2 separate regions of the Homo sapiens genome follow, and region 2 is linked to region 1. A link is a contact called in ENCODE Hi-C or POLR2A ChIA-PET data. All regions are on one chromosome and are shown on one strand. The core of a region is the stretch at or near the end of the contact, and the rest is flanking DNA. Distances in the headings are between cores, read along the strand shown.

Region 1 (6,779 bases), core at 1,714-4,213:
CAACCTGAGAGAGATTCCCAGAGACCCCTCGCAGTTCCTCAGCACAAGCTTTGCAACAAGCTTTGCAACACCAGACTCCACGGAACAGCAGGTCTGCGGTGAACTGGAAGAGACGCTACGAAAACACTAATCAGCCACCGCAACTGGGGGGAAAAAAATCAGTGAGCAACTGGAAAAAAAGCATTTTTACAAAGACAGTATAATACTCTTTCATTTTCAAATAGCTAAATAGAATTTCTGTATAATTTTCAAACAGTGTTTGTCTTAATGACTCTTTGAAAGCCTCCTTTTTCCAATTTGACTGCTACTGAATACCAAGTAGATGCCATGCCCTGGGTGAAGCATTTTTTGTAAGGTAAAAATCATAATAATGACTGCCTGTGTAGTGACTTTCAGCGCTTGACACAGTGCGTAGCTAAAGCAGGAACATGGTCCCTAGCCACTTGTCGACATATCTCTTTTTTGTGCACTCTCCTGCCTTTGGATTCTCAGCTGCTCTCCCACCCATCCCCAGGGCTGGCCTAAGTCACCGTCACCCTGAGGACAGCAAAACAGTATGTGGGGGAGGGGCGGGAGAGGGAGAGGAGGGGGAAGAGAGAAAAAGGGAAGGGGAGAAAGGAGAGGAGACAGAAAAGGGCAGGGGAGAGGGGGGAAGAAAAAAGGGAGAGAATGGAGAAGGGGAACAAAATGGAAAGGGGGGAAGAGGAGGGTGGGGAAGGAGAGGAGAAGGGGAGAGGGATGGAAAAGCAGGCAGAGGAGAAGGGAAAAGAGGAAAGGAGAGAAGGGGGAAAGAGAGAAGAGGAAGGGAGGGGAGGGGAGAGAATTCTTCTGGGATGGAAAAGGCAGGAAGTGAAATTCCTAACCCAGTGATAAATAGAATCCCAGCTGCACCAAGAACAGAGCAGTGGTAAAATCATTCAAACTCTGAATTCCTGACAGTGGAAAATAAACTCATCTTTGCTGGTGAATGGAAATTTAGGGAAGGCAACCGGGTGTGCTCTGGATTCCACAGCCCCATCCCTGGTAGAGGGCACAGAAGCATTGGAGGGTTGAGAAAGGGCAACTGGCAGCCTTTGGGCCAAGTTGCTTTAAGTCCAGAGAGGCTGAGAAAAGCAGCTCAATGCTGCAGAAGAGAAGGTGGAAGTTGGAAGTAAGAAAATGAAAGAGCCAGGTGGCCCATGGTGGAGAGGTGCCCAGAGCTGGCGACAGAACCCAAGGAACCCTGGTTCCTGGGGTGACCTTGAGAAAAGACCCGGCCAGTCTTAGACAAGGTGATGAAAGGAAGGAAGAAGGCTACTGAGCTGAAGAGAACAAAAATATTTCCCCAACCCCATCCCGCTGGACAGTGAAGCATCTTCAGGGCCCCTAGCCTGGGTGCCGGACAAAAGACTTGGAGGTACTGGAATATTGGGTCTGTGCCCCAGCCCTATCCGTGCCCAGTGTTGGGCACCCCCAGAGGCTAAGCTTGGCCAAAAGCTCCTCAGGCTTCCTCATCCCACTTGTTCATGGGATGGTTCCACCCATATGAAGAGTAAGGCCTGGGTGGTGCCTCTCCTCCTGACTCCAGCCTCCTTCCCCGGCCCCAGTCCCATCCATACAGGGGTGCTGGCCTGGCCCCCTCTGGTGGGAGGACAGATAAGCAAAGGGGTGGTGGGGACACTCTAGATGCTTCACCCACATCCCCTCGGGCTCCTTCCCCCACCCCATATAGCTTCCCCTCTCCTAATTCCCACAGCCTGTGCCTGGGACTCTTTGCAGGCCCGCCCGGGGCACATCCCCCTCAGAGCCAGAAGTACCCAGGAGTTTCAATCCCCACACTCACGGTAGCTCCTAGCTGGTGCAAGGGAGCATGCAGGTACAGTGCTCTTGCCTGGAGTCAGGACAGGCTCTGAGTTGACACTTGCCCTCCAGAGCTCCTCCTTTGGGAGGTCATGAGGTCATGAGGATGGAGCCCTCATGAAGGGGGTCAGTGCCCTTATAAAAAGCGACCCCAGAGAGCTCTCTCTCCCTGTCTCTGCCATGTGAGGGCACAAGGAAAAGTTGGCAATCTACAGCCCAGAAGAGGGCCCTCCCCCAAACCCGACCGTGCTGGTACCCTGATCTCGGCCTCTCAGCCTCCAGAACCATGAGAAGTACGTGTCTGTGGTTTATCAGCCCCCCCGCGTGTGGTACCGTGTTACAGCAGCCTGGATGGACTAAGACCCTTCTGCAGAGGGACTTTGTCTGAAACTGGCTTCCTCCCCTTCTTGGTCCTGCCCTTCCATACCCTTCCGTGTTTCTTGGGAGCACTTCCTTAATAAATTGCTTCCACACGAATCCGCGTCTCAGAAGCTGCTTCTGAGAAAACCGAAGTGATGGGGCCCCTGGGCTGCACAGTAATAACAGTTGTTACAGACGGCACCTCCTCCAACCCTCAGAACCAGACGGCCACAATGGTATTGACTGCATTGCACAGAGGAGGAAACGGAAACCCAGAGAGCAGAAGGGACTTGCCCAGGATGGTGGAGTTGGTGAGCAGAGCAGCCTACATTAAACCCAGCTCCAAAGCCAGCCCTGGGTCTTTGATGCCCCACAGAAAATACATGGGAGGAGCCCTGCAGCTCCTGAAAGGAGCTAACATCTCCCAAGCCCCACTTCCAGGGGCAATCTGGGGCCAGCCAGGTACTTAGATGGACAGATGACCAAGGAGAGACCACTCAAGCCCTCAGTTTGAGAATGCATTCCTCTGCGTTCACAGGCTTACCTGGAGCCAGTTCCCCAAAGCCCCACTGGACTTTTTAAGCCCCCAGAGGCCTTCAGACAGGAACCCACTGAGTCTTCAAACCCCCAATCTCCATGGGGTTAAAACAATCCCCAAAAGGCAGGACTTACTAGGAGTCGTTCAGAAACTGGCAAAAGCACCCTCTGAATAAATGTTCAGGGTTCCATCCGGAGACGCCCACGGTGACTGATGAGTCATCAGATAGCCAGCTGTCGCCACAGAGTGCTATATATAGAAGCTGGAGGGGTGCCTGGTACCTAAAGAAAGGGGAGGAGCACACACCTAGTAGGTGGGGTCTCAGCTGGGAGGCAGGCCTAGAGCACCTGGAAACTGCACCCTCAGCTCCCTCTGCCCCCCCAGCAAAACAGAATCTGGGTCAGCAATTCCCCGGCACAGAATGCCGCGTGAACTGGAAGCAAGCAGCAACAGGGCCGGACGTGGGCCATGCCAGTGCATTCATGATGATTACTGCTAATGATGGTAATGGGAGAATAATGGCTCAGTGAACTTCCCGCACATCACCTCGTCGTCTTCCCATCAGACATACACACTGAGGACGCGCTTGTATTGCTGCCATTTAGACAGCCGAAACAGAACTTCCAGACCTCAGGCTTGGTAGGCTGGGCCTGTGCTGTCCAGGACAGGGGCCACTAGCCACATGTTTCTACTGAACACTTGAAATGTGGCCCGGCCAAATTGAGATCCTCTGTCAGCATAGAATGCACACCAGACTTTGAAGATTTAGTTTCAAGAAAAGAATGTCAAATACCTTGTCAATAATTTTTTCCTGGTTTCATATTGAAATGATAATATTTTAGATACATCGGGTTGATCAAAATATATGATTAAGTCAATTTCACCTGTTCCTTTTTACCTTTTTAATGTGGCTTCTCGAACATTAAAATTATTAATACATATGTGGCTCACATTTGTGGCTTGCATTATATTTCTATTGGACAGTGCCGGGTTGCAGGCTGGAGGCCAGAACCTTCAGGAAATCCTGGCTATGCCCTCTCCTGACAAATAAAGCCTGCTTCCTGGTTCAAGGCTGAGAGAGGCCAGGGCTGCTCTCCAGACAATGCCAGTGGCCAGCTGCAGCTCCATGTACCGATCACAGAAGGTCCAGGTGACGCACAAAAGCCCCTGAGGGTCTGTGAACCCCAAACTTGTCCCTTATATCTTCTGAAAATGCACAGCTTTCCGGGGGAAAGATGATGAATTCTCCCTGGCCCTGTCTTCTGCCTTCCCCACTTAACCCCCAAGAGAGCTCCATGCTGTGTGATTGCATAATGAGGCCATGGAATAAGGCCACTTCACAAATGAAGCAGCTCTTTCCCTCACATATGCAAACAGCAGAGAGAGGCAAAGGAAAGTAGGGAGATGAGAAACAGAATGAGAAATGCAGACGAGACAGGCAATTCACACCAAGAGAGAGAAACTGTATCCCAGAGACAGACACACAATGTCACACACACTCTGCTCACTGACACCTGGGGGGAGGGGGAGAAGGGTGTGTGTGTGCACGTGTGTGGCGTGTTCATGTGCATGCATGCATGTGTGTGGAGCTAGAGAGCACTAGAGGCCGGGCACGGTGGCTCATGCCTGTAATCCCAGCACTTTGGGAGGCCGAGGTGGGCGGATCACCTGAGGTCAGGAGTTTGAGACCAGCCTGCCCAGCATGGTGAAACCCTGTCTCTACTAAAAATATGAAAATTAGCCAGGTATAGTGGCGTGTGCCTGTAATCCCAGCTACTCGGGAGGCTAAGGCAGGAGAATCGCTTGAACCCGTGAGGCAGAGGTTGCGGTGAACCGAGGTCACGCCACTGCACTCCAGCCTGGGCGACACAGTGAGACTCTTTCTCAAAAAAAAAAAAAAAAAAAACAAAAAAACAAGAGAGCACTAGAGAAAGGTTCTAGAACGAGGCAAATCGAACAGAACAGGGAAGAGATGAGCACAGGAGGCGAAAAGAAATGGAGGTTCGGGGAGTTGACAGCCTCCATTTTGTAGCAAGGCCTGCCCTTTCTTTCTATGTCAGTTTAAATTATTTACATCAGGACAATGGAAAGAATATAGATAGCAAAATAAAAAATGCGTCGGGGCCAGGCAGGCCCAGGATTCATGTGTGGTGGAAACAGAGTCCAGGGAGGAGGAAGGGCTGCCCGCCCTGCACCCAGGAGTGGGCTGGGCTTTGGGTGGCTGCAGTCAGGGCTGCTTTTCCAGTCACTCAGTACCTACATCAAGTCCAGAGTGTTGACAGAGCTGGAGCCAAACTGCACACCCCCAGGGGCAGACCTGGGACATTTAGGGAGCTGTGTGAGTCAGACAAGGCCTGGGGACACCCACAGACCACAACCCCTCTGGGGCCAGGCTGAGGGCTGCCTGGTGTTCGCCTGCTCCCAGAGAGGCTGACACTTTGTGCCAGCCTCCTGCCTATCCTGAGCTGACCCTTCACTGGCAAGTCCAGGGTCCCGTGGGTGACCATCAGTTAATCAAATCAAAGCAGCCTTCTGTGCTGCCAGGACAGGATGGGGAGAGGTTCTCCCTCCCCTTCCTAGGTAATTAGGAAGTGACTTCTGGAGGCCTGGGCCCACCTTGGTCACCTCACCTAAAGGAAGATTCTGTCACAGGGATGCAGGACGAATGTATCAGTCTCCTCAGGCTGCTGCAACAGAAGACCACAAGCTGAGTGGCTTAAACAACGGATATTTATGTTCTCACAGTTCTGATGGCTGGAAGTCCAAGATCAAGGTTTGGTTTCCCCTGAGGCCTCTCTCCTTGGCTTGCACACGGCCACCTTATTGCTGTGTCTTCACACGGTCTTTCCTCTATGCGTATACCCTGCCAGTGTCTCTCGTGGGTCCACATTTTCTTCTAGGGACACCAGTTGTATTGGATTAAGCCCACCCTAATGGCCTCATTTTAACTTAATCACCTCTTTAAAGGCCCTAACTCTAAATATAGCCACATTCTGAGGTCCTGGGAGTTAGGGCTTCCATAGATGAATGGGGTGTGGGGCACAGTTCAACCCATAGCAATGAAGTACCAAGAAAGACAAGGCCAGGTTCACACCAGGATGGGGAGAACAGTTCAGGGCCATGACCCTCTCAACGTCTGATAATCCCACTGTCTCCCTGCCTGTGCTTAGGGCCTCCTCCCAGTAAAGCTTATAGAAACCAGAGGCAACATTTCTGCAGGACAGGGGTTTGGGAGAATGTTGTTCCCATGGCTGGTAGTTGCTGTCTTGCCCAGGAGCAGGAGTTGTGTAGCCCCAAGTCCCAGTTCAATGCCTGGCCCAGCAGGGAAACTCTGATGGGGGCAGAACAGAGGCCATTAGGCAAGGCTCTGTGTCCTTACTCATTTAGAGTCTTATTGTCAATGGAAGTGACTCCAGAATAAATTTGGACTTCATTCACAGAGAGTTGAGGCCCTCGCAGATTTAAAAATAATAAAAGAAAAAGGCCGGGTGCAGTGGTTCATGCCTGTAATTCTAGCACTTTGGGAGGCAGAGGCGGGCGGATCACTTGAGGTCAGGAGTTTGAGACGACCAGCCTGGCCAACATGGTGAAACCCCGTCTCTACTAAAAATACAAAAATTAGCTGGGCATGGTGGCAGGTGCCTGTAGTCCCAGCTACTCGAGAGGCTGAGGCAGGAGAATCGCTTGAACCCAGGAGGTGGGAGCTGCAATGAGCCAAGATCACGCCACTGCACTCTAGCCTGGGCGACAGAGGGAGACTCTGTCTCAAAAAAAAAAAAAGAAAATAAAATAAAAAAGAAGGAAGGAAGGAAGGAAAGAGAGAGAGAGAAAAAGAAAGAAAGAAAGAAAGAAAGAAAGAAAGAAAGAAAGAAAGAAAGAAAGAAAGAAAGAAAGAAAGAAGCCAGGTGCAGTTGCTTACACCTGTAATCCCAGCACTTAAGGAGGCCAAGGCAGGTGGATCACTTGAGGCCAGGAGTTCAAGACCAGCCTGGCCAGCACGGCGAAACTCCATCTCTACTAAAAATACAAAAATTGGCTGGGT
Region 2 (6,779 bases), core at 2,709-5,208, 410 kb after region 1:
AGGACTTTATCAAAAGGATCTTGGGGAACTCACAAAATAACCAAGAGGGCTGAAGAATACAGTTGGTGAGTCGACCAAGGAGGCTGCACAGCAGTCAGGACCACAGCCAAAGTCAGGCAATCCAGGGATGACCTCGCTGCCAAATCCAGGACTCCCTGGCATACACTGCCACCTTGGGACGTGGATATGGTCCCTGTCGCCCCAGGAACTGGAATGCCATTGACTTGGCGACTGCCACCATCCACCAGAATGGACTTCTGTGCTCCTTGCATCTCTGTATTATTAGTTCCCAACTCCAAGCCTTTGATGGGGGCATCTGATGGATTGAGCCTAAGGTAAGAGCCTATACCAACTGCAATGGCGGCTGGGAAAGTGCCCCTATCTGGGATTTTTAGCTTTTCTGGTGGGAGGCAACTAGGAAGATGAAGGATTCTCCAAACGTGGGAGGAGAGGCTGGAGGCTAGATACCTCACCTAGAAAAATGCAGGGCAGCTGAGTGTTGAAGAAACATGTCTCCAGAGACAGCCTGCGTGTGTATTCCCCCTCCTCCAGATGTCGATGTCGGGGGGCAGGGAGGTGAGGTCAGGAAGTATACGTGGAGTTAGGAACCCTGGGTTCGATTATGAGTCTCCTCTGTCTGTCAACCTGAGATAAGCTATTCACAACCCCGGGGCCTCAGTTGTGCCTCAGTGCCCACTGTCCAGCCTTTGAGCATGCAGAAGGTGTGTGCTAGCTTCTGCTGTCGTGTGGGCCCTCTGGCCGAAAGATGCCCCAAGACTGCCAAAGCCCCAAATGGAATGGGGCTGTTTGCTCAATATAATGATTGAAAGTATGGGTTTTGGAGTCAGGGAGATTGGGGTTTACCAGCCATGTGCCCTTGGATGTGTTCTTTAACCTCTCTGAACCTTAGTTTCCTTATCTGCAAAATGTAGGCATGGTGGCAGGCACACAGCCTCCCTTCCAACCTCGTCCTATGGTGCCCCCATGGTCTGCAGAGACTGGAAGGCTAAAAACTGGATTTCCCAGACACCTTTGCAGCTGGGACTGTGGATGAGAATTCAGTTTCACCAGTTAGATGCAATCGTGTGAAGTCTGGCTGTACCTGCTAGAGGTGTGTGTGTGTGTGTGTGTGTGTGTGTGTGTGTGTGTGTAACAACATTCTAGTGTTTGCTCAGTTACCGGCTTTGTGGGTGTTGAGAGGGGTTGTGGTGGCAGTGGCTTCCTGATCCTTGGATCGCAGCTATGGTAGTGCACTCTGGAAATCTACATTTCTAGAGGCAGGCTCCCTCACGCCTCACCTTCCTGATGGTGGCAGAGATGGCAGTAGTCTTGGCAGACCAGTTCAGTGGTGTTGTTTTGGGAGTCCAGAGACTGCTCCTCCTGCACCCTTCCAATAATTTTGTCAGCACCTAATTTCCTGTGTTAAATCTCTTCTTGCTTAAAATAGCTGGAGAGGTTCTCTCTTCCCTGCAATTGAACTCCAACTGCTGTCAGGGTAACCCCCATTTGCTCATTGATGGAATGAAATGAGATGGTAAAGCCCTTTATGTATGCTAGGTGTTTTTCTTTTTCTTTTTTCTTTTTGAGGCGGAGTCTCGCTCTGTCGCCCAGGCTGGAGTGCAGTGGCACTATCTCGGCTCACTGCAAGCTCCACCTCCTGGGTTTAGGCCATTCTCCTGCCTCAGCCTCCCGAGTAGCTGGGACTACAAGCGCCCACCACCACGCCCGGCTAATTTTTTGTATTTTTAGTAGAGACTGGGTTTCACTGTACTAGCCAGGATGGTCTCAATCTCCTGACCTCGTGATCTGCCCGCCTCGGCCTCCCAAAGTGCTGGGATTACAGGCGTGAGCCACGGCGCCCGGTCTGCTAGGTGTTTTACAAAAACGGGTCTCTTTTTTCAGAGGTGACTAAATGTGATAGAAACCCTGTGACAAGCCACCCTAATTTGTACAAGCTCTCAGCCAGTTGTTTTACATACAGTTGTTGGGGCAGGAAACAACCTGAAAGAATTCAGATTGAGTGGGTCGCCTGCTTTCAAAGGCTCATCAGGTCCTTGTACTTATTCAGGGGGAGTTCTGCCTCCCTGCCTACCATTAGAGCAATGACTGGCACCACAGGCATGGCACAGGCAGCTGGGAAAGGTGACAGGCTTCCTGGTGTGAGCCCAGAAGGTCAGCTGCCAGAGATCCTCCCCCGTCTGTGACTGTGCTCCACCATGATCGTTACTAGTTCGTGTTGAAGTGCACTGTTTAGGCTGGGCGTGGTAGCTCATGCCTGTAATCCCAGTACTTTGGGAGGCCGAGGTGGGTGGATCACTTGAGGTCAGGAGTTCCAGACCAGCCTGGCCAACATGGTGAAACCCCGTCTCTACTAAAAATACAAAAATTAGCTGGGTGCGATGGCTCACACCTATAATCCCAGCACTTTAGGAGGCAGAGGCAGGCAGATTACTTGAGGCCAAGAGTTCGAGACCAGCCTGGCCAACATGGTGAAACCCTGTCTATACTAAAAATACAAAAATTAGCAGGGGTGGTGTCATGCGCCTGTAGTCCCAGCTACTCAGAAGGCTGAGGCAAGAGAATTGCTTGAACCCGGCAGGCGGAGGTTGCAGGGATTGCGCCACTGTACTCCAGCCTGGGCAACAGAGCGAGACTCCGTCCCCGCCCCCCCCAAAAAAATTTAGCTGGGCGTGGTGGCGTGCACCTCTAATCTCAGCTACTTGGGAGGCTGAGGCAGGAGAATCGCTTAAACTCGGGAAGCGGAAGTTGCAGTGAGCAGAGATGGTGCCACTGCACTCCAGCCTGGGTGACAAAGCAAGACTCTGTCTCAAAAAAAAAAAAAAAAAAGCACGTTGTTTAATTCCTGACTCCTCCCCCAGTTAATCTCCACTTGATATTTACAAAACCTTCCCTTCCCCTCCCATGAAGAACAGGCTGACAAAGGATCTTGCTTTCTGTGGTGAAGAATGTTCTCATGGCCATGGCATTGGCCGCCTGAGTTAAGAGTTTCGAGAGAAAACAACTGAGAGGATGTAAATTGTACAGGGACAGGTTGCTTGGGGAGAAGTTCAAAAGACAAGGCTGGGCTTGGAGGACTGGGCCACCCGTGCAGAAGGGCGCTGGGTGCCGTGAAAGGAGAGGAACAGAACTGGAGAAAGGGTGTGAAAGTAAAGGGGGGATCTTGGAAAGCCCCCCCCACCCTGTTCAGTGGACAGAATGCTTCTCTCCCCTCATAGATCCAACTCCCTCATCTTCCCATCTCACCCTCTTGCTGTCATTCGATTTTCTGCCACAAAATGGGGACCCTCTGTGGAGTGAGGAACCAGGCAGGTGGCCCAGGGGGCCGCCAAGCTGGGTGGAAGCTGGTCTGGGGTTGGCTGCCAGAACAATCCAGGCTCCACTCCAGCCCATCAGGGGGCTTGAGGCTGGGTGGGTGAGATAAACTGTTTCAGTGGTTTTCAGGAGCCCTAATCAATTGCGAGGCAGAGCAAAGCCCTCTGCGGACAGATAAAGCCAGTCCTGCGTCGGTGCCCAGTTGGAGTTTGTGTGGTTTGAACTTTTGTGTGGTTTGGACAAGTTCGCCGGGTTTTGCTGGGGCGGTTTATTCTGTTTCCAAACTGCAGTAGAGGGAGGCAAACGGCCCTTGGACCCTACAAGCCACTCCTGAAATACGATAGGTGGCCTGTCCTCTCTCCCGCATGGTCCCAAAGGCTCAGGGAAGAGAGGCAGGGCAGGTGCGGGCCATACCCCGCCCTCCTGGTTCCCGCCGGTGGCTCCGGGTGTAGACATTTCTAGAAACGCTCCCCTGCCCAAGGCTGGCTAGACCTTCGCGTTGGGGAGCTGAGCTGCTGCAGGTTTGATTGTCTTCCCCTGCTTCCAAACTAGAAAGACGAATGCCCACTTTCGGATTCCATCTTCTGCCGCGGACGCATCCGGGACGCGCAGCCGCCCGGCGCAGAGGAAGCCCGGGACGCTGGGGACACCGCCTGGAGCCTCCGCGCATAGCACCGGGGCGTTTTTTCCTTCCAGCTGGAGGCTTCCCATTTAACCTCTAAGGTGCCAGAAGATCCGGATCCCTCGCGGGCAGGCCTTTGGCTGGCTCCGGGCTAGGCTGGGACCCCAGATCCCAGTGCCGCTGGCGAGCACTCGGCGTGCAGATGTCTGGGGGGCTGTGCGCGGGAGAGGAAGTCTGCCCAACGAGGTGGACGGACACTGGGCCCGCGGGGACCCATCTGACAACGCCCGGTCCCCAGGGAAGCCTGTGCGAGCCTGCGGGGGACCAGGGCAAAATAGAATCAGGAACATGTGTTGTTTGGGAGGGAAGCTGGGGCGCATGGCATGTCTCAATAGTGCTGGCACCCTCCAGGGACCTTCCTGCTTCCACAGAAGGTGGGGACGGGGAGGCGAGCATGGAGAGAGAGAAAGGGAAGTGGGAAGAAATTGGTCACGGAGGAAGCTATTTTTATGCTTTGCTACAGCTGCGTGCGTTTCTCTGACCAACTAGGCAGCGAAAATTAGACCGGCTCCGGCTGAAAACAGGCCCTAAACTTCACGGGGGTTGGGGGTAGTGGGACACGCGCAGGAAAGGGAAGGAGAGGGGGAAATCCCCATGGATCTGGCAAACCCCAGTGTCCCGGAAGCTGTCAATGCGCAGAGAACAAGCTCCCCTGCCCTCCCCGACTCCAGATGCCTCAACCTTCACCTTGGATGTCAGAGGCATCCTTTCCCCTCTGTGTGACATCTTGGGCATGACACAGCCAAGACTGAGGGTTAGTTCATCAGTGTCTTCTGCTTTTAGGCCTCAGAGGACTTATCCTTTTTGGCAGGGGACCAGACCTCCTGGGTGGCCTCCATCACCACTAAGTCACTTGGGCACCTGGAGAAATGGCAAAGGTCCCAAACAGGAAACCAAGATTGGGAAGTGAGGGCCCTAGAATTAGAATCTTTTGGGGTCTATGATTGTCTAGGTCAGCAGTTCCCAAAGTGTGGTCTGAGGATCCCTGTGGTTCCCTGAGCCCTTTTCAGACTGTCCTTTTCTAACTGCAAAGCTCCATTAGGCTGGATTTTCTTCAACCAAAACAATGTATCACAACGCATTGGATGCCCAAGCCCCTATGAGGAAGCAGCTGTTTTCAATTAAGCCAGATATTAAAGAGGTTTGCAAAAATGTAAAAACGATGCCACTTTTCTCCCTAAACTTTTTTGTTTGTTTTGGAAAATACGGTTATTTTTTAATAAAATTGTGCTATCGATGTTACCATGTATTTTATCCATTGCTGTGTAACAAGTTACCCCCAAAACTTAGTGGCTGAAAACAACAGACATTTATTATCTCACACAGTTTCTGTGGGTCAGGAATCTGGGAGCAGCTTAGCTGGGTGGTTCTGGCTCAGGGTCTCTTAGGAGACTAATCAGGGTGTGTTCCAGGGGTAGGAGCATCTCAAAGCTCAGCCGGGGAAAGATCCACCTCCAGACTCACTCATGTGGCTGCTGGCAGGCCTGGGTTTCTTGCCACGAGGCCCTCTCCACAGGGCTGCCTCGTGACAAGGCAGCTGGCTCCTCCTAGAGAGAGAAAAGAGGGCACCCAAGACAGAAGGCACAGTCTTTTTGTAATCCAATTTTGGAAGCCACATCCCTATAGGACAATAGATCTATTAGGAGTGAGTCTGTAAGTCCAGCTAGCGTTCAAGGGGAGGGAATTACTCAAGGGTGTGGGTGACAGAAGGTGGGAATTACTGGGCACCATCTTAGAGGCTGCCCACCACACATGTAATATATTCATAATTGTTATTTTTAGATCAATTAATATATAAATATTAAAAATGTTCCTTTTTTCATTTTTAATGTGGGAAATACTGACAAGACCAATATAACCAAAAGCATTTTGGAGTCCTCAATAATAAATAAAAAAGTCAAGGAGTCCCAAGACCTAAAGGTTTGAGAACTGCTGGTCTAGGTTTGTGGTATTTACAGGAGAAGTACCTTGGTACTATGTGGGGGCCAATCCATCCACCCACCCATCCACCCATCCACCCATCCACCCATCCGTTCATCCATCCATCCATCCCTCCATCCTTGCATCCATCTCAGCTATCCACCCATACATGCAATCAAAATATTCCAACTACTGGGCTAGGGCTGGTGCTTTAACAGTAAATAAGACCGCCAGTGATTGTCCTATGGAGCTATAACATGTTAACAGATGACACAATTAACAAATAAATAAGATAAATTTTAAAACAGTAACTTCAAGTTGTGATAAGTTGGGCCCCCAAAGCCTAGACCCTAGAGAAGCAGGTACTCTTGAATTGACACCATTTTGGGGGGCATCATAATAGGTGGCCCACACTGGGGGTGAGGTGGGCCCAGACTGCACGGTCCAGGGAGAAGGGAGTATGTCCCAGCTGTGGCCAGATAAGTGTAAAGCCCTAGTGAGCCAGAATAATCTGGTATCTCCCAGGTTCTTCATGCCTAGTTAATTTTTGGCCCCCCACCCACAATGAGTTTTTCATAAAAGTCCAGCTTCCTTTAAGTCTCTGGGCCCCCCACCCACAATGAGTTTTTCATAAAAGTCCAGCTTCCTTTAAGTCTCTAGTCTTCCTTTAAGCCTGGGGGGAAATCATCCAGGTTTGTCCTGGAAGCCAGGGTACTGGTGACTGTGAGACTTAGGGTGAGAGGCTCTCAAATGGAAGATGCAACCCATATGGGCAGAATAACTGGGACTACAGGTGCATTCCACCATGCCTGGATAATTAAAATAATTTTTTTTTTTTGTAGAG

The links. A loop is a pair of places that touch in the nucleus more often than their neighbours do. ChIA-PET counts read pairs that join two places held with the same protein, here RNA polymerase II (POLR2A). Pooled maps may share reads with other maps.
Region 2: a map with no recorded cell type shows a loop between it and region 1 (10-fold over the local background). The contact joins two enhancer-like sites. A Hi-C loop is called at or near these places in 2 of 168 maps with a recorded cell type or tissue (endothelial cell of hepatic sinusoid and natural killer cell), 2 of 37 single-sample maps with no recorded cell type and 8 of 50 pooled maps. POLR2A ChIA-PET finds 5 or more read pairs at or near these places in 1 of 52 experiments (naive thymus-derived CD8-positive, alpha-beta T cell).

The regions. Positions count from the first base shown.
Region 1 is chrX:39,852,893-39,859,671 of GRCh38, forward strand. No RefSeq gene overlaps it. Among named protein-coding and RNA genes, the nearest start is that of MIR1587, 19 kb to the left of the region's middle. RefSeq lists enhancers at 423-717, 2,466-2,585, 2,856-2,935, 5,037-5,537. Within about 2 kb of position 2,964, at least 10 of the 41 ENCODE cell types and tissues checked have a DNase peak (open chromatin) inside an H3K27ac peak, as active enhancers do.
Region 2 is chrX:40,263,218-40,269,996 of GRCh38, forward strand. It overlaps LINC03099 (long intergenic non-protein coding RNA 3099), which reads left to right. Exons shown (of 3, transcript NR_110386.1): 1 at 1-335. Among named protein-coding and RNA genes, the nearest start is that of LINC03099, 3.7 kb to the left of the region's middle. RefSeq lists enhancers at 4,614-4,713, 4,744-4,793. Within about 2 kb of position 3,959, at least 26 of the 41 ENCODE cell types and tissues checked have a DNase peak (open chromatin) inside an H3K27ac peak, as active enhancers do.